Linked DNA regions of Homo sapiens: region 2 is linked to region 1. Evidence: chromatin loops called from intact Hi-C (ENCODE). Cell type or tissue: IMR-90. All regions are shown on one strand. Each heading gives the region's core, and the rest is flanking DNA. Links, peaks and the distances in the headings are about the cores only.

Region 1 (12,703 bases), core at 2,177-10,176:
TGACAGTCCTGAGCACACCCCAGTGGTTGGCACTCAGTGGTAGCAGGGGAAGCCAGTGCGGCGGGAATGTGGATAATGCGGGGCTGGGCTGAAAGGTCACTGTCATCCTCCCCTCTCAGCTGGTGCTCCTAATTTAGGATTCTTTTATCTCCCTAGACATCTAAATGAAATGCATTTGATTTGTTTGTTTGTTTTTTTACTTTTAGGAAATATTAGGAAGCTGTGATTTTCAAAGCTAATTATGAAAACATTTATCATTGGAATCAGTGGGTGAGTAATTTTGCTACAAACAGCTCTTTAAGATACTGAGGATGTCCAAATGGTGTTTCTGTGTGGATGGAGTGGGGGACGGAGAAGCAGTGAGGATTCCAGAGTCCTGGGGAAGAGCAGACCACTGTGGAATATCAGTGGAGCACTGGCTTCATAAATGCCAACAAGAGATGGAAGAGTTTTCTATAAACAGAGAAACAGAAGAGTCAGTCAACCACATTTACCCACTTTCCCATTTATTTTGTGGAGCTAACACCAGAGACAAGGTCTGATTGGGCACTGCTTTCATTCAGGATGATTTATCATTCCCCATATCATTCTCCTTCATCACGATGGAGGAGAAAACTTAGTTTCTTTCCAGCTGTGCCCAGCTTCAGACATTTGGTATACAGAACACCTTCACCTCCATTCCTTTCCCCCATGTTTTGGGTGGCCTTATGTCCCATGTTGCCCAAGCTAATCCTTGTGGCCCTGGATGCACCTCTCTTTCTCTCAAACATGTTCTAAATTATATGGTCATCCTACCTGTGGTGCCATAGGCAGGCATGCAAATAAAACATCAACATCAACTGAAAATGACATTATTTGTTTTGCTACCATATTATGTTCACCTTTACTCTAAGTATATTCACATTGTTTGTGACCCAATTAATAAAATATCTGAGACTACTTTGTTTGTAATTTTGGGGAAATCATTGTGTTATGGTATTACATTACCATAGTAAGTCATCAATCAGAAGTAAAATTGAGTGAACTAAATGTTAGAACTCTGCTTTGCCTCCCATCTAACCAGAAGAAAAGTTCAGTTTTTCTCTGCAGTACTTCTCTTGTGTTTCTCTTCCTTCTCACCCTCACTGCCACCATCCTGATACAGGCTGTCATTCCCTAGTCCCCATCTTTCCCTTCTAATCTTTCCTACACACCTCTATCAGTTTAATCTTCATACAGAACATTTTGATTATCTGCCTGATGAATGATATTCAGTGGTTCCGAGTTATTGAGAATTAAATCTGAATATCATGATGTATGAAGGCCATCTGTAAGTAATAAAGGAAATGTATTAGCCTCAGGGGTAGCAGGCTGCGGGAAAAATTTGATACAGGAGCTCAGTGGTATCACCAAAGGCAGTTTTTCTCTCTTTTATGTGTCTTTCATTTGGGTTCATCTTAGAATTGGCTTATCCTTTTGGTCACAAAGATCTACTAGGAGCCCTGTGACTTGTTTCTTCATAGCCTGTCACTGGGCAGAAGGGGAAATGCTTCTCTTCCCCTAGGTCATAGGTCTCCCTTTGCTGGATAAGCCTGGTCCACATACACTCAGCCACCATGGTAAAAGAGGTGGGATTACACTGATTGGTTTAGGTCAGTGGGTTCTGTTCTGGAATTGAGAGTGGGAGCAGTCCCAACCGGACCTAGAAAACAGACATGGAACCTGGAGAGGCAACTACAAAGTCCACTACAGGATCCAATCCAGCCTTCATCTGGCATCTCTGTAAATAAGATTTCCCTCTTCTCAATGTCCCAATACAGGGCCGTATACCTAGAAACCTACCTTCTGTCTTGTCCTGTGTACTAGGTACTATCCATAACTCCCTAAGAAAGCCTTCTTTCCACTATCTTTTATTTAGCAAGTGCCATGATTTCTAATTTTTTTCTTTTAAGAAACAGGGTCTCACTATGTTATCCAGGTTGGTCTTGAACTCCTGACCTCAAACAATCTTCCCATCTGGGCCTCCCAAAGTGCTGGGATTACAAGGATGAGCCACTGCTCCTGGCCAAGTGCCTCAGTTTCATTTTAGTGCTGCTGCACCTGTGAAGCCCATGCCGGATTCAGTTAAGGCGACTTTTGTTCCTGCCTTGCATCTTATGAACTTAGCCACTTGCTTCCCTAGGAAGTAATTGTCCAATAAGCCTCAATCGAATAATTACTTCATAGGGAAGTAATAACTTAGTAATTATTCAATTGCAAATAACAGGGGTTCTGAAGGAATTCAGGGGGCATCCATGAACTTCCTGGAAATTTAACACAAATGTAAAGACAGTCATTTTTCTGGGTGTGTTAGTCCATTTGTCTTGCTATAAAGGAATGCCTGAAGCTTAGTAATTTATAAAGAAAAGGAGGTTTATTTGGCTCACTGTTCTGCAGGCTCTACAAGAAACATGGTGGTGATATGTGCTTCTGATGAGGGCCTCAGGAAGCTTACAGTCATGGTGGAAGATGAAGGGGATCCAGCATGTCACATGGCGGAAGAAGGAGCAAGAGAGAGTGAGAGGGAGGTTTCAGACTTTTTAAACAACCAGCTCTCACGTGAACCAACAGAGCAAAAACTCACTCATTACCATGGGGATGGCACCAAACCCTTCATGAGCGATCTGCCCTCATGAGCCAAACACCTGCCAGCAGGCCCCACCTCCAGCTTGGGGATCACATTTCTTTTTTGAGACAGAGTCTTGCTCGCCCAGGCTGGAGTGCAGTGGTGCAATCTCGGCTCACTGCAGCCTCCGCCTCCTGGGTTCAAGCGATTCTCCTGCCTCAGCCTCCCAAGTTGCTGGGACTACAGGCATGCACCACCACGCCCAGCTAATTTTTGTATTTTTAATAGAGGTGGGGTTTCACCATGTTGACCAGGCTGGTCTTGAACTCCTGACCTCAGGTGATCCACCCACCTCGACCTCCCAAAGTACTGGGATTACAGGTGTGAGTCACCGTACCCGGCCAGGGATCACATTTCAATATGAGATCTGGAGGGGACAAACATCCAAACTCAGTCACTGGGGAAAGAGATGATAACCTTCATGGGATTCTCTCAGAGTCCCACAACATAAAAAAGTTTAAATCCATCCTGGCATTAGACTTTCCCATCTCCATTACTTAACATGGACTAGTTTTATTAGTATACAACTTCTCAATCCTTAGTTTCCTCAACTGGAAAATTGGAATATTAACATCTACCTGTTGCAGAATGTATTCTCCACGTGTTTGAGTAATTACAGACAGCCTTTTAACTTCTCCCCAGCCCACTGTTATGTCCAAATACAATGAGCCCTCTTGTTACCTGGCACATAAAAAATAAATGGGCCAGGAGTTGTGCATTTATTTGGGTGTTGTGAGCAAAGAAGGGAGTGGCACCAAGTAGTCACCCTTTTTCCTTCCTCAGATCCTAGGACAGAATGCATGCTGGGCACGCTTCTCCTCAGGTTGGGTAGCACACGCAAGCTACACGTGGTGGTTGTGGGCGTGCCATAGGAAAATGTTCCTATTCCTTTCCCACATGTTTTGGGTGGCCTTCCTATTCCTTTACCCCATCCTATTCCCCCATTCCTATCCCTTTCCCCCATCCTATTCCCTTCCCCAAGGAAGGTTCCTATTCCTTTCCGCCATGTTTTGGGTGGCCTGAGCTGTCACCTGACCAGGATGTCTGCAGTCTGAGTGTGGATCTTAGGTGCAGGCTTGTTTAAATACTTTTTCTCCCCTCTCCTCTCCATATCTCAGACTGTCTTCTAGCCGATCTGTCTCCTCCAAGGCTTGTGCAAAAATGGGGTGTGTATTTCTCATTAGCTTTAGCTAAGTCAGTGAGAAAGGATCTAATTACTACTGTTGGTTTGACTGCGTGATCTTAACAGAGATAAGTCTAAAAAATGACAGATTTTTCTAGCCAGATTGTTCATATTGTAATAAAGTCACCCCTGTTCACTATCTCATTTAAACCAAAACTTAATACCTAAACTATGGACATTTGGTATGGTTTACAGACATTTTTGTTAAAGAAGGGGAAAAGTCATAATATGTTCTTGATACATAGGGTAGCACCCACTCACTTTTCATCGTTTTCAAAGAGATGGCCCATATCCTACCCAATTGTATATCGTAAGGTTACATGAGAAATCTTGTGAATCAGGTTCCTTCTACCTTGAGGTATAAGGTAGTAATTGAGTTATATACAAGCCATTTTGATGAATGGATATTAGTTCATTTTCCCTTTTCTAGATTATAAGTATTTGTGGATTGATCTCATCTGGGATTAAGCAAAGTTTCTTACAAATAGATGTGTAGTCAGGAGGTTTTTGTGCTGTGAACATTTTGGTGGTATGGTGAAATCTTGACCTCAGAGTAATAGTTTTAAGTGTACAAAATAAAATGCAGGAATACAAAAGAAATTGGTTATATTGAAATATAGTTATAAAAATATTTTTAAAAACAAATTTGTGATATTGTGATATATACTCTTCTATGTTAATATATTAAATAACAATAGCCAGAAGTGGGTCTAAACAATGCCATAAATCAGAAACAATAATGAACATCGATGATACTTCAAGATATCCACCCCAACTGCAACATAATATGAAAACATCTGTGATTTCTCTTGGTGAATGTCAGAGGTACTTATATCACTTACATTTATAATTAAAGGAGATGCTAAATTTCTGTCAGAATTCAATGAAAATAAAGGTATAATTTTTTTCTCATTCAAGTTCACAGATGCCCTGACTTATGTTCACAGACATGAGCCCCAGGTTAAAACACGCTTTCAATAAATGACTGAATCGAGAAGTGCCTCCCTCCCGTGTGATCTCCTCGATGCTGCAAAACTAGATCTAAAGAGGAGTAACTCAGTGCCCCTTCTCCTGGACTTCACAGTCCGGTCAGAAGAGACAAATAACTGGCCTGTTGTGATAAGCTACAGCAGACCTCCCAGCTGGCCCCCAGGTGGAGAGAGATGGGGAAAAGGAGGCATCGCAGAGGAAATGTGATTTCATGGTAGGTGGGCTTGTAATAAGCCACTCCTCTGTTTTTTCCACTGTGCCTTGAGGCAAAATCACAGTGACCATATGCAGTTTTATACACTTGCACTAAAATGTGCTACTCATATTCTCTGTGTTGCATATGAACCATGTGAATATTTTGACATAGGCAAAAAAAATTTTGCTTCCAACACAGTGTCTGTATTTTTAAGTGTTAGTGTTACTCAGTTCCCTTACTTGGTAGTTACCTTTCTCCTTCATCTTTCCCAGCTTATTTCTTATTATTAAGTACATCAGATCTACCAGTGCCTGTGGTTTAAGGCACTATCTATGAAAGAAATCATTTTTTTCTTAAATAGTAAATATTGCTTTAAATACCCTCTTAAAAAATTATTTTAAAGTGTTTAATTTTGGGCCAGGCCTGGTGGCTCACGTCCAAGCACTTTGGGAGGCCAAGGCAGGTGGATCATCTGAGGTCAGGAGTTTCAGACCAGCCTGTCTAACATGGCGAAACCCCATCTCTACTAAAAATACAGAAATTAGCCGGGCATGGTGGCGGGCACCTGTAATCCCAGCTCCTCGGGAGGCTGAGGCAGGAGAATCACTTGAACCCATGAATCGGAGGTTGCAGTGAGCCAAGATTGCACCACTGCACTCCAGCCTTGGTGACACAGCGAGACCCTGTCTCTCAAAAAAAAAAAAGTGTTTAATGATTTTTAATGCATTTTCCTTCTTGGTACTTTCTTTTTTCTTTGCTTCAGTGTGACAAACAGTGGCAAAACAACACTGGCTAAGAATTTGCAGAAACACCTCCCAAATTGCAGTGTCATATCTCAGGATGATTTCTTCAAGGTATCTATAAAACTTCTTAAATTATTTATTTAATACAAAAATGTTTAACCACCACGTTAATTGAATTACATCCAAGAAGTCTTTGGCTAGAGATTTACGTTTTGTATTGAAATTAGGCTCAGTGCAATGGTGTTACTTATCCACTAGATGGCACTGTCTATCAGTGCTGATCTTTCTTTGATCATCCAAAGCATTTATTAAAGACTTCTCTCCTTTTTAGTCTATAATTGTATTATTTCTTTCCTACACACTGTTTTGATGGGTACTTTATTATTTTTCCAGCCAGAGTCTGAGATAGAGACAGATAAAAATGGATTTTTGCAGTACGATGGTAAGTAGATTTACTTGTCAAATATTATATGCTTATGTTCATTTTCTTTTTCAAACCCAAAGAACTTCACTATGTTGAAGTTGATGGTTCTGTGGAACAAAAATTTAAAAAAAGAACTTCACTATATCTGTGAAGGCAGTCTTAAAATGTGTTTAAATATATTGTTGTACTTTAAGCCTGCATTTGTAGGTTTCTGATTTATGTTGAACTATTTAAATAAGTTAAAACCTTTTTCCAGTTTTATATTTAAAACTGAAAACACTGGGGCCAGGCTTGGAGGCTTACACCTGTAATGCCAGCACTTTTGGAAGGCCGAGGCAGGCAGATCACTTAAGCTCAGGAGTTTCAGACCAGCCTGAGCAACATAGGGAGATTCCATCTCTACCCAAAAAAATACAAAAATTAGCCAGGTGTGGTGGTGCATGCCTGTAGTCACAGCTCCTTTGGAGGCTAAGGTGGGAGGATCACTTTGCCCAGGACACTGAGTCTGCAGTGAACCGAGATCGCACCACTGTACTCCACCCTGGGTGACAGAGTGAGACCCTGTCTCAAAAATATATATTTTTTAAAATGAAATAATAAAACTGAAAACACTGAAATGATAGATTTTTCTTCTTTTTCATTGAGGTAAAATATGCCTATATAATTTACTATCTTTACCAATCTTAAGTGTACAGTTCATTTGTAATAAATACTTTTTTTTCTCCCTTCATTCCCCCCCACCTGCCTCCCCTTCCGGGTCTCTGGTAACCACCAGTCTACTCTCTATCTTCATGAAATCCACTTGTTTTAGCTCCCACATATGCATGAGGACATGGGATATTTGTCTTTCTATGCCTGACTTATTTCATTTAACATAATGGCCTCCCGTTCCATCCATGTTGCTGCAAATGACAGGACTTCATTCTTTTTAAGGCTGCATGATATTCCATTACATATACACACCATACTTTCTTTGTTCATTTATTCATCGATGGGTATTTAGGTTCATTTCATATTCTGGCTATTTGTGAATAGTGCTGCAATAAACATGGGAGTGCAGCTATTTCTTGGATATATTGATTTCTTTTATTTTGGATATATACCTGGTAATAGAATTGCTGGATCATGAGGTAGTTCTATTTTTAATTTTTTGAGGAATCTCTGTACTTCTCCATAGTGGCTGTACTAATTTACATTCCTTCCAATAGTATATGATGGTTCCCCTTTCTCCACATGGAATCACAGGGTTTTCTTCTGAAGCAAGTTAGGCTTGCTGTCCCTCTGCCCATTCCTGTTCTGAAGATGTATAAGTAGCTACATTGGCCACCCTCAACCACCCATGAGAGAATTTTGCCTGGAGCAAACTATATTCTCTCATTCTTTCAGCTTTCCTTCTTGGTGGCCAAAGTACTAGGCCACTGTGGTTTGGTTTTGTTTTTTTCTCTGTTCAGAAAGGTTTGTGAATATATTTTAGATGGATTCTCCTCATTCCTTACTCCAAGCTCACAGTTTTGAAGCCAAAGGATTACAGCCTATCATAAAACATTTTTTGTAGAGAATATCATGCTAATAGGCAGTTTAATATTTGATTATCTTATTAACTTTTATAATTAAAAAGATGATCATTGAATACTTACACAAACTAGTGACAGAGGGAGCTCTCTTTAAAAAGTCATAATGTTCTCTATTTTTAACTGATAACCTTTTAGGAAAAGTGTTATCAATCAGTTCTTACAGACACATAATAGTTTTATGAGAGGCAAAATTCTTGACTCACTCTCTGTTCTTGCATCTTGAGTTGCAGCCAGGATCATTTTTTTTTTCTTCTCTTCCTCTCGTCCAGAGGTTAGTGAGAAAAATCATTACAAAGTAAGGGTGAAAAACAAGGAAAAACAGTTTTCAACAATTGGAAAAGAATTACTATTTCTAATTTTTAATGAATTCTTACAAACTGATAAGAAAAACTAATATCCCAGTAGGAAAAGGGCCTAAGGATGTGAATAAGCTCTTCATAGAAGCAGTCAGTTATTGGATTAATAAATGTACAATAAAAGTCAACCTTAAAGAACTGCAAGTTACTTTTTTTCCCACTTACCAAGTAAACGAAGATGTTTAAAGCAATGATAATTAGCCAGTGATAGCATGGGCTCAGTAAAACAAAGGCCCTAATATACTTTAGATGGAAGTATATAGATAAATTGGTACAGTCTTTCTGGAAAGGAGGTTGAGCATGTGTCCCAAACTTAGCATGTTCATGCCATGACTTCAAGCATCTCACATCAGGAATCTATCTTAAGGAAAAACTTGAACATTTTAGGTAAATGTACAAATTTAAGGTAAATCAAAGTACTAGTCAAGGCTTTCTGAGCACAAACAGGATAGTTTTAAAATGTGGAACTACCAAGTTTGTAGAGGAAATAATTCATTTTCAATGGAATATAGTTGATTAATATGAAAGAAGTCAAAACAAAAATTAAAAATCAAGGGATGGCCGGGTGTGGTGGCTCACACCTGTAAGCCCAGCTCTTTGGGAGGCCAAGGTGGGTAGATTACTTGAGTCCAAGGGGTTCAAGACCAGCCTGAGCAACATGGCAAAACCCTGTCTCTACAAAAAATACAAAAATTAGCCAGGTGTGGTGGTGCGCACCTGTGGTCCCAGCTACCAAGGAGACTGAGGCGAGAGGCTCACTTGAGCCCGGGAGGCAAAGGCTATAGTGAGCCGAGATATGCCACTGCACTCCAGCTTAGGTGACAGAGTGAGACTGTCTCAAAAAAATAAATAAATAAATCAAAAGATGGTGGAAAAATAGAAAATAATAGTAAGATGATAGATTTAAGCCCAAATATACCAGTAGCCACATTAAGTGAAAGGAACTAAAATACTCCAAAAATTGTCAGACTGGTATTTTTTTTTTTAAGCCAACAATAAGCTCCTTAAAAGAGAAAGACTTAATGGCCAGGTGCGGTAACTCACGCCTATAGTCCCAGCTACTCAGGAAGCCGAAGCGGGAGAATCACTTGAACCTGGGAGGCTGAGGTTGCAGTGAGCCAAGGTTGTGCCACTGCACTCCAGTCTGGGCAACAGAGCGAGACTCTGTCTCAAAAAAGAAAAAAAAGAAAAAGGATATGTATAAGGACATAGAAATATAGGCCGTAAAAGGCTAGAAAAAGATCCATGATGGAAACACCTACTGAAAGAACTGTTATAACTCTAGCAACTATACTAATACCAAACGAAGTAAACTTTAAGGCTGAGTATTACTGAGAGAGAGAGAAATGAGTTACTTCGACAGGAAGATAAAACAACCTAAAATTTTTATCTACCTAATACCATAACATTAAAATGCATTAAGTAAACACTGACAGAGCTAAGAGGAGAGAAAGACACAAATCCACAATCGGTGTGGGAGTTTTTTGTTTGTTTGTTTATTTTTTATTGAGATGGAGTCTCACTCTGTCACCCAGGCTGCAGTGCAGTGGTGTGATCTTGGCTCACTGCAACCTCTGCTGCCCAGGTTCAAACAATTCTCATGCCTCAGCCTCCTGAGTAGCTGGGACTACAGCCACACACCACCACGCCTGACTAATTTTTTTTTTTAAAGTAGATTTGGGGTTTTGCCATGTTGGCCAGGCTGGTCTCCAACTCCTGACCTTAGGTGATCTGCCCACCTCAGCCTCCCAAAGTACTGGGATACAGGTGTGAGCCACCACGCCTAGCTGATGAGGGGGATTTTAACACAACTTCCTTTGTGTATTAGTTTGCTAGGGCAACATAACAAAGTACCACAGAATGCCTTAAACAACAGAAAATTATTGTCTCACAATTCAAGAGGCCAGAAGTCTGAGATCCAGGTGTCAGCAGGGTGGGTTCCCTCTGAGGCTGTGAGGGAGACTCTTTTCGGTGCCCCTCTCCTGGCTTCTGGTGTTTGCTGAAATCTCCGGCAGCCTTGGTTTCGGCTGCATCACCCCAGTCCCTGACTACATCTCCACATGGTGCTCTCCCTGTGTGTGTCTGAATTTTCTCCTTCTGTAACCAGTCATATTGCATCAGGTACCCACCCTACTCCAGTGTGACCTCACCTTAACTGATTGTATCTGTAATGACCATATTTCCAAACAGTCACATTCTGGAGAACTGGGCATTAGGACTTTAACATAGGGGGACGCATTCAACTCATAACAGCCACTAATGAGACTCACAGACAAAAATTGCTAATGATATAACAGATTTGAACAATACAATTAACTAACTTGACCAAAAACTGACATGTACAGAACATGCACCTAATAACAGCAGAATACATATTTTTTTTTCTTGAGTACATGGAATATATTACCCCAAACAGTCCATATATGCAAGGGCATGGAGTAAGTCCTAATACATTTTATGGATTGAAGAAATGTAAAGATACTCTATAATCACCATGAAGTAAATTAAAAATCAATAACCAAATGTTTGAAAAGTAAGCATTACCCTTTTTTCTGATTTTCAAAAACTTTTTCTAATGGAAAATTTCAAAGATATGCAGAAGTCAGCAGAAAAGTATAATGAACTCTCTCTTGAGTTCGCCATCCAGTTTTAATAATGATGAAATTTTGACCAATTATATTTCATCTATACCCTCACCCACTCTATTCACCTATATTGTTTTGAAGCAAATCCCAAACATCATTGTAGTTTATCTGAAGCAAAACACTTATCTATTCCTTGGGTCAAAAGCTAAATCACAATGAAAATTAGAAAATATTTTTAACTGAATGATACAAAAATATATCAAAAGTAGTAAGACTGCTGGTTCCAGCCAAGATGGATTAGTCCCATTGCTCACTGTTCCTCCCCACTGCAATGAAAAACCCTAGACGTAATGCAACAAACAGACAAAGGAAGACTGAAAGGAAAAAAGAAAGCATGCTGGCTAAAGATTCCAGGACGGGAGGAATGACATGGCTATGGGATCCATGGGTTTTCTTTTTGCCTCCTACATATACAGGAGAAGTATACAACATGGAACCATCCATAGGCACAGGCTAAAAAAGGGACAAGGAAAAGGGTGGCCTACCAGAATAGAAAAACTTTTTGATAATATCCACCCTACTCTAGCCAGACACAAAAGGCAAAACTGTCCTCCCTTCATTTTGTTAGCTTGGTGCGGAGCTAGACTTCCAGAAGATCCATTCAGCATTAGCAAGGCAGGGTGAGTCACCCCTCCACGTCACCCATGGGGGTTGGATCAGTGGAACCAAACAGGAAGCTGCACTTTCGCCTCCACCTGGCAGTACTCAGGTGGAAAGAGGCAGTGTGCAGTGGAGCAGGTTGGCACTTCACCTTCCTTACTCAGGGCGTGTCAGCTCCTGTCAGCAGAACCCAGTGGAAAGCTGAACTTCTACCCACAACTAGCAGCAATGAAACTTAACCAGCACTCTCCTTGACGCCCTCTTCTCACAATGGACCAACTTCCCCCACAACACAGCATCAGCAGGGCCTAGCAGGAAGCAGAGCATCCACCCCCACCTGAACCTGCAAGCTATACCAGAACAGAGTGACTGCCTGCAAAAGAAGATTAAATAGGATCTACAGCCTCATAACACAGGATCTAAAATGTCCTGGACACAGCTGAGAATCACTTATTATACCAAGAACCAGAAAAGTCTCAACTTGACTAAGAAAAACCAATCAACAGACACCAATACCATGATCACACAGATGTTGAAATTATCTGACAAAGAATTGAAAGCAGCATTATTAAAAGGCTGTAAACATAATATTGCAAACAGGCTTGAAACAAGTGAAAAACTAGACTGCCTCAGTAAAGAAATAGAAGATTTGAAAAAAGAACCAGATGGAAATTTTAGAGTGGAAAAAATACATTAACCAAAATTTGAAAAATCACTGGATTGGCTCATTAGCAGAGTAACTATGACAGAGAAAATAATTAGTGAACTTAAAGACAGAACAATACAAATTACTCAATCTGAACAACAGAGAATAGACTGAAAAGAAATGAATAAAAATGTGGAACAATAATGAAAGATCTAATATTCATATCATTGGAGTCTCAGGAGAAAGTGTGGGACTAAAAAAGTATTCAAAGAAGTAATGGTTTAAAAAAAAAACTTCTCAAATTTGGTTTAAGACATAAAACTTCAAGAATCTGAGCAATCCCCAGATTAAATAAGTCTGATTAAAAAAAAAATAGAGAAGGAACAGATTACAAATACCAAAAGCAAAAAAGGTAATATCACTGTAGATCCTACAGACATTAAAGAGATAAAAGGATATTATGAACACTCTTGCTATACAAATAAATTTGAAAAGTTAGGTGAAATTGACAATTTCCTAGAAAGACATCGCTTACCAAAACTAACACCAGAACAAAGAAAAAAATCTTAATAGTCCTATGTCTATTAAATAAATTAATCCATCATTTAAAAACCTTCCACTAAAAAACACTCTTAAGTGCTGTTGGCTCAATTCAGTAGTTCTGGAGTGGAGCTGAGAATTTGCATTTCTGACAAGTTCCCA
Region 2 (12,703 bases), core at 1,763-9,762, 510 kb after region 1:
GAATCATGGTAACCCTGCATTAAAGCCCTTGACTATAATTTAAAGTAGTAATAATTTGGAAGCCAAAGGAAAGACACCAAGATCATTCTTAAAAGGAGGATAGGACTCTTTTACAGAACGATTTTGACATTAGTGAAGAAACTAAGTCCAATTCATAGAACTGATTGTACAAGAAGAAACTGATGAACATAGAGAGAAAAAAAACCCAGCAAAATTCAATTGCTTCAGTGTGTAAGAAGATAAGCAACATAGTTTTTAATGGGTAAACATTTTCATCTTAAGCATCTCCCTTCAGCAGAATACATAGACACACACATGCAGTCTTTCTTGTAACCTACATACACTTGAAACCTCTAGAGCACTGGCCTTGGAGGCAATGTTGACGGGGTAGAGCATTATTTCTGCATCCAGACTGCCTGGACATGAAAACTGGATTCTCCTCTTACAGGCTGTGTGACTGTAGACAAATGAATGAGCATTACTGCCACGGTTTCCCCATGGGTTCATTATGAGTATTGACAGAGTTAACATACATAAAGCACTTGCTGGTACATGGCATGTAGTACCCACTAGTTAAGTGTTAGCTATCATTATTATATAAGAATGTTCTTTAAAAAAGGCTTTTGGAACCCTACCAGCACGAAACTAAAAAAGGCTTTCAAAATAACATTTTCTAAGCCCACCAATTGCTTTCCCAGGCGGGTTCAAAAAATATACACTGATTAAAAATTTCATTTTAAAATGAAGCTATACAGATTGATGGATACTTTTCCAAAATGAAATCCAGAGGTTTCCCTGCTAGTCTTAAAAAAAATTGTTTGCATTATAATCATCATGACATGTACAAGGACAATTCCATTTTCTCCCTCCTACTGGGCCCTCTTTTGTCCCCTATGAAATCTTGAATTCCCTTCTCTTTCTCCCTAAGCCTAGCTAATGCTGTGGTCTGCCACTGTTGCCCTTATTCCCACTTCTGTGATGTTTCCATACTTCAAGGCAGGCCACAGAATGGCTGGCATACAACTGGGAATTCCTGCAAGGCTCGTCCAGTTAATGGTGATTAGCTGTTACAGACAGGAGCCAGGATGGGTGTACATGGTCCCAAACAATGGAGTCTAACATGCATCCACAAAAGCTTTCATCTTGAGAACATAGCCTCTTGTGAGATATTACCAGAAGTCTCAAGGTAATTGCATTTTACTGGAATCAAACCTAACAAGTATTTTATAATTAAAGATCATGCTGGTTTCCTTTACTATCACCTGCAACTTAATCATGTACTTGAAGCTTCCCACAAACAGCGAGGCTGTTTAATATTTATTGAACATCCACAATTACCTTTACTTTTCATTTCTCTGGAAACACACTCCTTTGGTTTGGCTTCGAGGGACCTTGAAGAAGACCATTATTTTATTAAGAAGGAGGCAAAGAAATCCTGCGTGATAATATTAATAATAACACCAGCTCACATTTCACAGGGCTTTTTCATTTACAAAGTGCTTTTACATGCATTATCTCATTTGATCTTCATAATATTGTGTCTGATTTGTCCTTCCTACTCTGTGGGGTCTAATATTCCCTGTACCACTGTATAAGGAGACTGCTTTTTATCCCTCCCTCTTCTGACTTTTAATCTATGCAAGATTTTAGGAGGCAGATCTCTAACTTATACAGGAAACTGAACAACATTTTTCTGTGTCAACTGCCTTGTGAGCTCTAGTAGTCAGATTTTTTTTAACAATTGGGCCTTTTGAAATAATTAGCCTATTTCTTGGTGAGTGTCCAGGCATATCCATTTGTCCTGGAAGATAATAATAGTAAATGAAAGTTAGAAAGTTTTGCAGGTGATCCATAAAAACACAGGCTTTCCTGTCAGGCAGGTGAATACAAATCATTCTCGCTCTACCACTTCCTGTACTGCTCAGGGGGCTTCAGAAAAGTTTCTGAAGTGCTCAGGTGAAGAGAATGGCAGTGTTAAGTCATGTCAAATAAACAATCGACTTGGGTGAAAAGAGGGTGACTGCTAAGCAAATGCAAAGCCCTGCAGGTCCTCCATCTTCCCTTTGTCCTGGGACTGTCTCCAACGAGTGGACATTTTCCTGAGCAATTCTGGAGCCATCAAGGAGGTTGAGACTCAGTTTCCTTGTTTGTAAAATGAGAAGAGTAATACCGGGTAATTTTAAAGAGTAAACAATGTGATTTGTTACACGTCTGGGCATAAAACGATAGTCTTGCAGTTGTTACTGAGAGAGGCACAGTCTACCTTTTTTGTATCAGTCCAGGTATTTAAGGTGTCCGTACTCATTGTTAACATGGCTCAAGCAGTTTTTCAAGGGTTTAGGACACACTTTATGTAACTTCAATTTCTTATAGTTATTTACTTCTATATTCCTGGTATGCAATACTCTTTTGGCCCCCATCAGTGCTAAGTTTCAGTCCCATATACGCTTAGCTTACCACTGAGCAGTGTGATTGGGACTGACGATAGGAAGAGGCTCTCCTTCGTGTTAAAACTCCTTCCTGAGGTGTTGCTTTCTGTCTTTTCCTCTTTCTTTATAATCTCAGAAGTCACTAGAATTTTAAGATTTCTTCTTGCTTGTGAAAATCATATCACTAGTGGCTTGGATTCTCAATCGTATGACTAGTTTATGGCTTTTTAATGATGTTTTCAGGTTGCAGGGTTACATGGTCAATTTACCTACAAGTTACGGGAGATCCCAAAAGGTTGGAGTCTGTGCCCAATTCTGACTCTGAGGTTTTGTTGTTTTACAATAATCTGGTTGCACTATAATGTGGATGGTGGTGAAGGCCTAAAGACACACAAATAGCCATGTTTTTACCAGATTCCATGCTTTATTTATTTATTTTTTAGAGCTCCTTAATGCTACTATTTATGCAATTGTTGTTAACAGCATATTTAAATTAATAAAGAAAGAAATATTAAGGGAAAATATCTGTGAGGTAAAATGGAGAAGGTAATTTGAGGATAAACATTGAAGTAAACCATCTTGAAGTGTTAAAGTGATATAACAACACAGCAGAATACTGGCTTATTTCCCCTCGTAAACTTTCTGTCAATTAAGATCATACTTTATTTACTTGACATTGTATTTACGGAGGACCCCTGAAACTGACTCAGGGCTGGATCTGTTTGCTAATCAGGTAGTGGGAGTTGTATGTGTGAGTCAAAGCTGTTCCTGCTCCTTTTCAGGGGAAGGAGTGGGTATGATAATGAGACTGCCAGACAATCAGGAAAGACACAATGAGGAGGCCGTCAATAAAAGCTGTGGAAATCTAGAACGGACATCATCTTCATCTTGCTGGGTTGATGCAGGCATCATAATGGCGCCTCTGTTCCTTTAAAATACTGCTCAGATAATGGCCTGGCCTCCCACGCATTCCGAGAGGGTGCCTCTAGCCTTACTGAAACCCTATCCTGACCACAGACCTTATTTCCCCTTGCAGCTTTGATACCCTGTCCAGCCAAGTTATCCTCCAGAGACACAGTTGCTGTTTCTTTCGATGTGCTCCACAGTGGTTTTAGAAATTGCTTCAAGAGCACCTGAGGACAGAAATTCCGTCTCCCTTCCCTACCCTTTCCCTCTCATCACACACAGATGTTGTCAAGAGTTTCATTAGTGAAGTTCTTTAACATTAATCTATGGAGACAATCTGGCAGTTGGTTATTGCTCTGAGAAGCAACCAAAAGGAGTTGGAAACCAGACAGTAGCCGGGAGATTTCTGGCCAAGTGCTTTGTCCTTGTGAGTTTTTGAAGCAGTGTAAGTCATTAGCAAGCCCCTGCTAATTGAATTTGATTTCATGTCAACACTGTCACAGTCACATAGAGTACATCAATAAAATCCCAACGCTGTTTGCTGCAATCATTAGGCCCAGTTTTTTTTTTTTTTTTTTTTTAATAACAAAAGCTCAGCCTTTGGTTGAAGGTTGTCACATCAAGCTTAGGGAATGCAGTGCTTCCTGGCCTTCTGTGGAAAAAATTCAAGCACTGACGTTGTCATTTAGAGTGGAGCCAAAATTGAATGGGAAAACACACTTGTACAAATGACATGCACAAGTGGCTGATTGGCCCCTCATTGATATCTGATGTGCAACCCCCTCAAAACAGCTACAGATCATGTGTGAATTCTTTACAAGATGTGCCAGTTAATTAAATGTCCAAAATGGCACCACATACTTTGTTCAAAAAAGTGAGGTCCATGGAGTTAAGATGTGGAAAAAAACACGTTTGAAAACTGTCTAGTCTTCAGTAATTGAAGTATGTGTGAAACTTTTGTTACTTTTACCTCAAGTTATATACTTAGTAGATTGGGAAAATGGGCACCTGACCGAATTACCAAAATAGTTTAATACAAAGAAGATAAGATTTTTGTGATCTACAATTAAAAGATTCTGAAGAGTGAAAATTACCGTCTCAAATTCAGCTACAATTTGCTAATTTTGGAACAGTTGTTCGATATGCAATTTCCTCACATTCTTACCCTTTGTGCCACACACGAAGGGAAAATTGGGAATATCTTTCACAAGGTGGTACTACTGGGAATTGTTTTAACTTATATTGTCATGTTACACCTGGATGAGGAAACATATAAAGTAATTAAGTGAAACCTACTGAGGAAAACAGGGATTTCAGCTGAATTTAGCTAATTAATCCCAAGACTGGCCCCAAGTGTAGAAAGAAAAAATATTCCAAGGGGTTCTCCTTACCGGTTTTAATTTAGCTCTGGGCAATGGCAGTGTGATTCTGCTGGTTTTGTATCTCATTACCCTCAAGAGCACCCTTTTTCCCTCCTGTGACCCGCACTTCAAAGGTGATAACATCACCTCATCAATTGTCAATGCTACCAGTTCAATAACCAGCTATCATGGTGGGGCATCTTTCTTGATGAGAGGCAGATCTTGGCTCTCTCCAAAAATAGCTTGCATGCAGTGCCAGGTAACCCCAGATTTCCTCAGTCATCTAAGCTCAGGAAAAAGACTTCATACCTGTGCTTTCTTTGGGACATGTTCATAGTCAAATAAGGATTATATTTCCTGTGACTTTGGTCTTGAGACATAACTGACCATAATATTTTTTTTCATATCAGTACCCATCATAACCATCTTCCTTTAAAACCAGTGAAAATTGTCTATATTAATAAATGTTATCTATGCTTCCCTATCCCGTTGAATTTAGCAGTCTGAATTTTAAAAAGAGACAGAACGATGGAGCTTTTCATTCAGTATCGCATGGTACAATAATAGTTACTCTAGGGAATTAGCTTTCACTAAACCCTAGCAAGAGTCGCAAATTAATATCTCAGGTGGTGCTATGTTAGAGTTTAGAAGGCCTTCCCCAGGTAGAGAAAGAAAGTTCCCCAGGGGTCTCTGCACTATGCAATATGATGTTATGCAGAAACCAGGTAAGAGCCTCAGGAGGGCGGGGGAGGTGCAGAGATGTGCACCGACTGGGAATGTCCACGGAAGGAATTATCACCGCTTCTTTGTGTGAGGAAGATGGCTCAGAAAGCATTTACTACAATCTGTGCTGGAAATCCTGCCTTGCAACCTTGCCTTTCCTCTACGAGAACAGGGCTATATTTAACATCTGCAACCTCCTATTTTGTCAAACTATAGGAGCATGACATTGTGGAGGTCAAAGTTACCATATTAAAAACCAGAACTCTCATTTAAAAAATTAACCTCAAAGTTTAAAACAAAATTAGTTCACCTTTTACTATTACGAAAAAAATAATATTGAGTAATATTAGGTGCTCTCCAGCAGTGATAATATTTGGTTAAAATATCAGAGGTAATTTAAATAAAAATAGGATGCAAATTAAGTTTTTAAAATTCTTTTAACAACGATAACTTTTTCAAGTAAAAATGTGAGACAGTGAATAGAGAATTCTACCCTTTTTTTGGAGAGAACAACTGTTCCCCAACTCTAGTAATTAAAACTGTGTTTTTTTTTTTTTTTTAAAGGAAAGTAGCAAGTACTGTAGTGAAAAATACTGCTCCGGAGTACTCTCTGCTGTGTACTATTGTAATGCATCAATTTTCATGTGTCTGCATACCACAATATTCTAAAAGAGGTCTAGAATTTGAGGGATGAATGATTTAGTCATGGTTTAGGTGAAATTTTTTGTTTCAAATTTAATCGAGACAATGTGCATTTTAAGACTTTAATTTTGCTTATAGTAATTTAACCAATTTTTAGGAAATGCTCTGACTCTGCTGTCGATACCAGCATCAACCACACGATGTCACCAATAACTACAGTACTGACTTAGCCTTGGGATGAAACTTTAATGCACACATTTCTCCATAGGTTAAATTATTTTCTATTTTGTTCATGAATTTTCTATCTATAAAACTAGCAATCATTTAATTATAATATAATTAATTATATTATTTATTATTAATTCACAACAATAGTGTGATTCCCAGAATTTACAATTTTTGAGGTTTACTTTAAAAAATATTAATAATAAAATGTAAAAGTAATATCCTTTTAAAAGATCCATTTGCTTAGTCACCTTCACATATGTTCTGATGATATAACTCGGAGGTATAGTAAGAATTAATCAAACGGCATGTATTGAACACTATTTTTCAGGCTCTGTGGTGAGACACATTCATACACACACACGTGTGTGCACACACAAATTCATAAGCTGTAGCACACTTGAGTCTTAATCAAGAATTCTTCTAGAATTCTTTTCTTATGTGAAAGCTAGAAGGAATAGAATACTCTTGCTCCCCTAAAATTGTACCAGCCATGCTTAATATTTATGTGTTATATAAATACTCTTTTTGGCATAACACAAGATTAATTAAAGTAACATTTGACCTCTTTTCATGAAGGTAAAGCCGATCTTTTCTATCTCCAGTTCTTCCCACAAATGTATTCTGAATTTACAAGGTTAAAAAAATAAACATATTGTGATTGTAAGACCAACTTTTTCCCTTGAAATGGTTTATCATAATATTATGCTTAATTATGCAAATATGCTGGAGGCTTTTTTTATGGGTGCATCAGCCAAATTCAAATACATTAAAGATGACAAATACATATTCATTTACACATTCAGCACATATATGCCTGTATGCAGAATTCAATTAATTTATAAATAAATTGATACACGTAATGATACAAATATTAAAAAGTGAGAAGGTATGGAGCAAAGCTATTTGAAGAATGCTTATGGAAAACATCCTTCCATTAAAAATAACAAACTTCTAAGGAATTAAATTTATTTTGTGGATTATTCTCTATTCACTCCAAAGAAGATTTCTGAAGAAGGAAGAATTTTAGTATTATAAGATTGGCAATTTTACTAGCTCTAAAAAATATCAACTGAAGTTTTATATTGTTAAAATGGATATGCTGTTATTTTTAAAGGAACATAGGAGGGGAGGAGAAAATAAAAAAGATCTTAATCAAAAACCTTAGTGAGATCTAAAAAAATCGAATAAAAATTTCAAGAGTTTCCAAATATTTGGTGGAGAAAACATACAGGTGAATCTTTAATTTAACAAGCTAGATATTTGGCCTTATTTATATACAGTCAAAGAAAGAGAAATGCATATTTGTATTAGAGTTGTCAGATTTGTGACAAATGCAGTATATAATTTCCTTTTTATTGTTTTTCTGAGGTATTTTAAAATTTTAAACCAAATTTCAAATTTTTTAATTTTGTAGATTATTTTTAAAGTCACCTGGTTTCAATGATGAGCAGGGCCTTATAAAAACAGCACACATTCTACCTTTAAGGCTAGTATTTGTGACTGGTTTTTACATTTGCTATTTCAATGCAACACATCGATTTATAAATTAATCTTATCCCCAGACATCAAAAAATACAAGGTAAATATTTTTTCCTTTTTTTGGTATGTAATAAACACTCTTGAATTGGCCCTACTTTTAAAACTGTCATCATAATGAACTTTCACAACAAAATAGCATTGACATTTATAAATAAACCTGCCTATGGCTACACTATACACTATATACTTTAATATATATTTACATTCCCAATGTCTTTGAGTACAGTCTTCTTAACAGCAGAGTTAAAAAAAGCATCTCATGTATTCATAAAAACTAAGAAAAATAAACACAAGCTTTATAAGATAAAGCTTGAAATAATGACAGATATACCATTGTATTAATTAATGACCTCCCAATTTGGACTTGCATAACAATAATAACAATTCCATTTTATAATGATCTATTAAGAATTTTTTTCATTTGTGTCTGGTGACTGAAATACATTCATATATGGTTATTTACACTATAATATATCAATGGTTTATATTTATCCTAGCAACAACCTGTTCAGCTAACAAAAACCTTAACATTGGTACATTCATACTAACGTTTCTAGCTAAACATATTATGTTTTCTTAGAAGAAGAGTTCTTCTAATAAGGGCTTTTTTGAGTGTATGATTTTTAATATTTGATAAAAGATGAAAGATTTTCATAACTTTAGAACTGTGACACTATAAATATCTTGAGGAAACTGCAAATATTTTAATATACATTTATACTTATAAATATGATTTTAGGTTTAGATTTTAAATGTTCATTTCACTCTAGGTGATAATGCTAGTTCAAACTATTGTAATATTTTTAAAGACAAACTTCCAGTTAATTTTCTTTTTTTCTTTTTTTTTTTTTTTGAGATGGAGTCTTTCTTTGTCGCCCAGGCTGGAGTGCAATGGCGCGACCTTGGCTCACTTCAACCTCTGCTTCCCGGGTTCAAGTGATTCTCCTGCCTCAGCCTCCCGAGTAGCTGGGATTATAGGTGCCCACCACCACACCTGGCTAATTTTTGTATTTTTAGTAGAGACGGGGTTTCACCATCTTGGCCAGGCTGGTCTTGAACTCCTGACCTCATTATCCACCCACCTCGGCCTCCCAAAGTGCTGGGATTACAGGCGTGAGCCACCGTGCCCGGCTCCGGTTTAATTTTCTTAAGAAAAGAATTGATTGCTGCTCTCACAGTCATATTTATTGTGCTAATTTTCATCATTTTAGGTGACCTCTCTCTATCCCTTATATAATGACCTAAAAAAATCACAATAATTTTTTTGAGTTTCTATTTTCAAAAAAAAAAATACATAAATAGATGCTCTAGGCCAATATGGAAGCAAAATACTTTTCACCTGAATCAAGCAGCTTTTGTGAGTGTTGTCCAGTACGGAATTTTATTTTATTTTGTCTTGTGTGTCAAAACTGTACCCACTTAACATGTGAAAGGTGTTATAAAAATTTGGAATATTGAGCTCTGTTTCGAATATTGACAGCAGGAAGAATTGGGAATGATGTGTTAGATTATTAACCAGGATAATTTGTCCATTTAAATTACAGATTTGCGGTTAATGAACACATATAAAGCCTCTTGAGTTGCTAAAACCCTGGGTTGTAAAAATAAAATGACACTAGGCTTGAAAGCTCTATGACAAGTCACCTGGCAGTTCTTGATGCTTCCTCTGGAATTCGTCAAAATGTGTTTTCTTTCATGGCACTTCCATTCCAAAGAAAGCACACATACATGCAATGCCTTCGAATGAAAGGAACCACTCGCTCAGAGAGAGGAATACTTCAGAGTTTTGAAAATGGGACTGCTGAGTCTTTATCTTTCATAAGTGGTACCATTTTCCTTACGAGTGGGAACAAAGTCTCAGAATGAGGGGAGACTGTGGTGCTGAATTAAATTCAATTTAATAGATCCTGTTAAAACTATGGTTTCTATTAAACCATAGGATCTATTACAACTATGGTTTCAGTGGAGACCCTCATTTCCCCCTACATTTATCATGTTCCTGTTTCTGAGAGCTGTGACATTGGGGAACTTGACTTTTCTGTCCTTGCCATTACCTACTCTGAATTCCTATCCCTTTCCCTATCTTGGTTATGTGAGCTCAGCAACCAAGAAGAAAATGTGAAGGTTCAATTCAATGTTGTCTTGTGTCAATCTCTGTTTCCTTCCTTTGGAATCCATCCAGCTTTCCTGGGACTAGAGAGGGTCCTCTCAAGTAGAGGGCATTCCGACCAGACGCGGTGGCTCACACCCATAATTCCAGCACTTTGGGAGGCCAAGGCGGGTGGATCACTTGAGAACAGGAGTTCAAGACCAGCCTGGGCAACATGGTGAAACCTCGTCTCTACTAAAAATACAAAAAATTAGCCGGGTGTGGTGGTGTGTGCGTGTATTTCCAGGTAGTCGGGAGGTTGAGACGGGAATCCCTTGAACCCGGGAGGCAGAGGTTGTAGTGAGCCGAGATCACGCCGTTGCACTCCAGCCTGGGCGACAGAGCGAGCCTCTGTCTCAGAAAAAAAAAAAGGGTGGGGTGGGCATTTGTTGCCCCAAATGAGGTAGGCAAGCAACAGCTTTTGGAAAACCAAAACCCACAGAAACTTCTGGGTTATTTTAGGTTCCTACATAGAAAGAAAAGTCACATAAACAAATGACAACGTCAGTATGGCTGAATAACTGAAATACTAATGACATCTCTGATTTATTTGGGGCTATCAGCCTTATATCTTACCCTGCTTCTTTATTTTATTTATTTATTTTTTTGAGATGGAATCTCGCCCTGTTTCCAGGTTGGAGCGCAGTGGCACCATCTCAGCTCACTGCAACCTCCACCTCCTGGATTCAAGTGATTCTTTTGCCTCACTCTTGCGAGTACCTGGGACTACAGGTGCATGCCACCACACCCAGCTAATTTTTGTGTTTTTAGTAGAGACGGGGTTTCACCATGTTGGCCAGGCTAGTCTCGAACTCCTGACCACAGGTGATCCACCCACCTCGGCTTCCCAAAGTCTTGGGATTACAGGTGTGAGCCACTGTGCCCGGCCGGAAGGGCTTATTTTATAAAAGATGAAGATTTGGAGAAGAAGATGTAAAGAACCACTGTGGAAACACAAAACTGTTGATAGTAGTAGAGACAGAATAATACAACTAATACAACTAACAAAATAATAGAAAATAACATAAATAATATGTTCTCAAAACATGAGAAGAAATGTATATGCATTATCTAGTATCTTCCCAACAACTCTATGAAGCAGAATGACTTTGAGATTCTAACTTAAAAAGTTTAGATTTCATAGAGCCAGAAAAAAATGAATTGCTGTAAAAGCTTTTGATGAAAGGCAATAATGGAGAGCATATTTGGGCTAATGGATTTCCCTGGTCTTGGATTTTATCATTTCCTCACTCTTCCTTTCATCGTTTGAGGTGACAGGGGTTGGTAAAGGACAGCAGAGGAAGGAAGCAGATTTACCATTGCCCTCAATAAGTAGCACATACATTGATGACTATGGTCTTTTTCACCCATATTAATACTTCATCAGTGCCTGAGAGCAATACTGAAATGTATGAAGTATTTTTACACAACCCATTGAATGAGGAATTTTAGGATTGGAGATCATCAGAACATCTTGTTCAAAGAGCACTTGTCATTAATCAGGGAAGTTTTAATTCGAATTAGGCAATTCTGATATTCATGTAAGAGACATGAAGGGGACTCTGACTTAAGTCTAAGTATAGATGATGAAAGTAGGAGATCTCACTCAACAGCATATCTGTAGGATAATCACATATAACCTGAAAAAGATTTATTTTGCCAACACACAAGCAGAAAAGCTTAAATAAAAATGTATGAAAAAGAAGATGCTTTTTAGGGAAAGGCATGGTCTAAGATATTAAGACAAGTTTTTACATTTCACTTTTTGAATAAATGTAAAGATAAATAATTTTCATCTTAACTTCACAATTGATAAATTTAACTACTTAGGGGTCACACGTCTACTTATCAAATTAAAAGTAAACAAAACCACTTTGATCTCTAAGGTACAGAATGCTTATGAAAATTTTGATGCTGATATTTGCCAGCAAAAATGAGAGCTGGCAATGAACAGTGACGAAACTCATCATTTATGTGATGTTACTCAACATATTGATTTTGAAGTGAATATGTCTCAAAGATTCATTGTTCTCCTACTCAAAGTTACTAGATGTTAAACCAAAGAAGAAACAGTTAGAAATCCACCTGTTGGTTCTCTCTAGCAATTCTCAAACAGTAATTTTATTTGTATAAATTTGTGAATAAGTGGAATTTTGCACAGGACCCTTTCTGCTGAGTGGTGTGTCTTTGCAAAGATTGGGTGTTTTTAGCTCAGAGTTATTCTGATATCTGGTATTCATGTCATTAGTTACTGAATACCAGATTCAAGTAACACATAATAGGAACCACCACTGACAGAGATGTAACAACACAATAGGAAATTTAAAGAGATGCTTGTTTTCTTTTTCTGTGTCTGACAAGTGCCCATTACAGTAAAGAGATCTTCTTTGTGATAGTTGCCACTGCTCAAAAATGCCAGTGAACCAATATTTACTCAACTCATGCTGAGAAGTTGTAAGCAGAAAGATGTTCTGAATGTTTGCTGCCAATCAGAAAGCCACACTTTATCAATGCCACCAACCCAAGCCTAAGCTTCTGGCCTCTTTACACCTTTTAAAAAAATACCAGAACTGAGAAATTGAGATCCCATTAAATCTCAACCTGTCAGTGCTTTCTCCTAGTCTTTCTTTTTAAAAATCTTCTTTTTCATTTCTAAGTTTTTTTGAATCCTAGTGAATGCTATATTTTTTAAAAAGGAGACTTAAATAAAAACCACGTTTACATTA

What was found. Peaks named below come from ENCODE experiments on the same cell type or tissue, not always from the same donor. Only the 100,000 strongest peaks of a DNase experiment are listed, where the experiment ranks them.
Region 2: a loop joins it to region 1, with 5 times the contacts of the local background. A loop is called at or near these places in 3 of 110 quality-filtered maps.

Annotation. Positions count from the first base shown.
Region 1 is chr9:75,070,654-75,083,356 of GRCh38, reverse strand. NMRK1 (nicotinamide riboside kinase 1) reads left to right here. Exons shown (of 9, transcript NM_017881.3): 2 at 207-270; 3 at 5,777-5,867; 4 at 6,150-6,198. The coding sequence starts at 242. Among named protein-coding and RNA genes, the nearest start is that of NMRK1, 11 kb to the left of the region's middle. In IMR-90, for the core only: a CTCF peak has its summit at 6,014 (motif pointing right); a DNase peak (open chromatin) is centred at 6,006.
Region 2 is chr9:74,564,678-74,577,380 of GRCh38, reverse strand. All of the region lies in intron 1 of RORB (RAR related orphan receptor B), which reads right to left. Among named protein-coding and RNA genes, the nearest start is that of RORB-AS1, 72 kb to the right of the region's middle. In IMR-90, for the core only: a CTCF peak has its summit at 6,252; no DNase peak of the experiment used is centred there.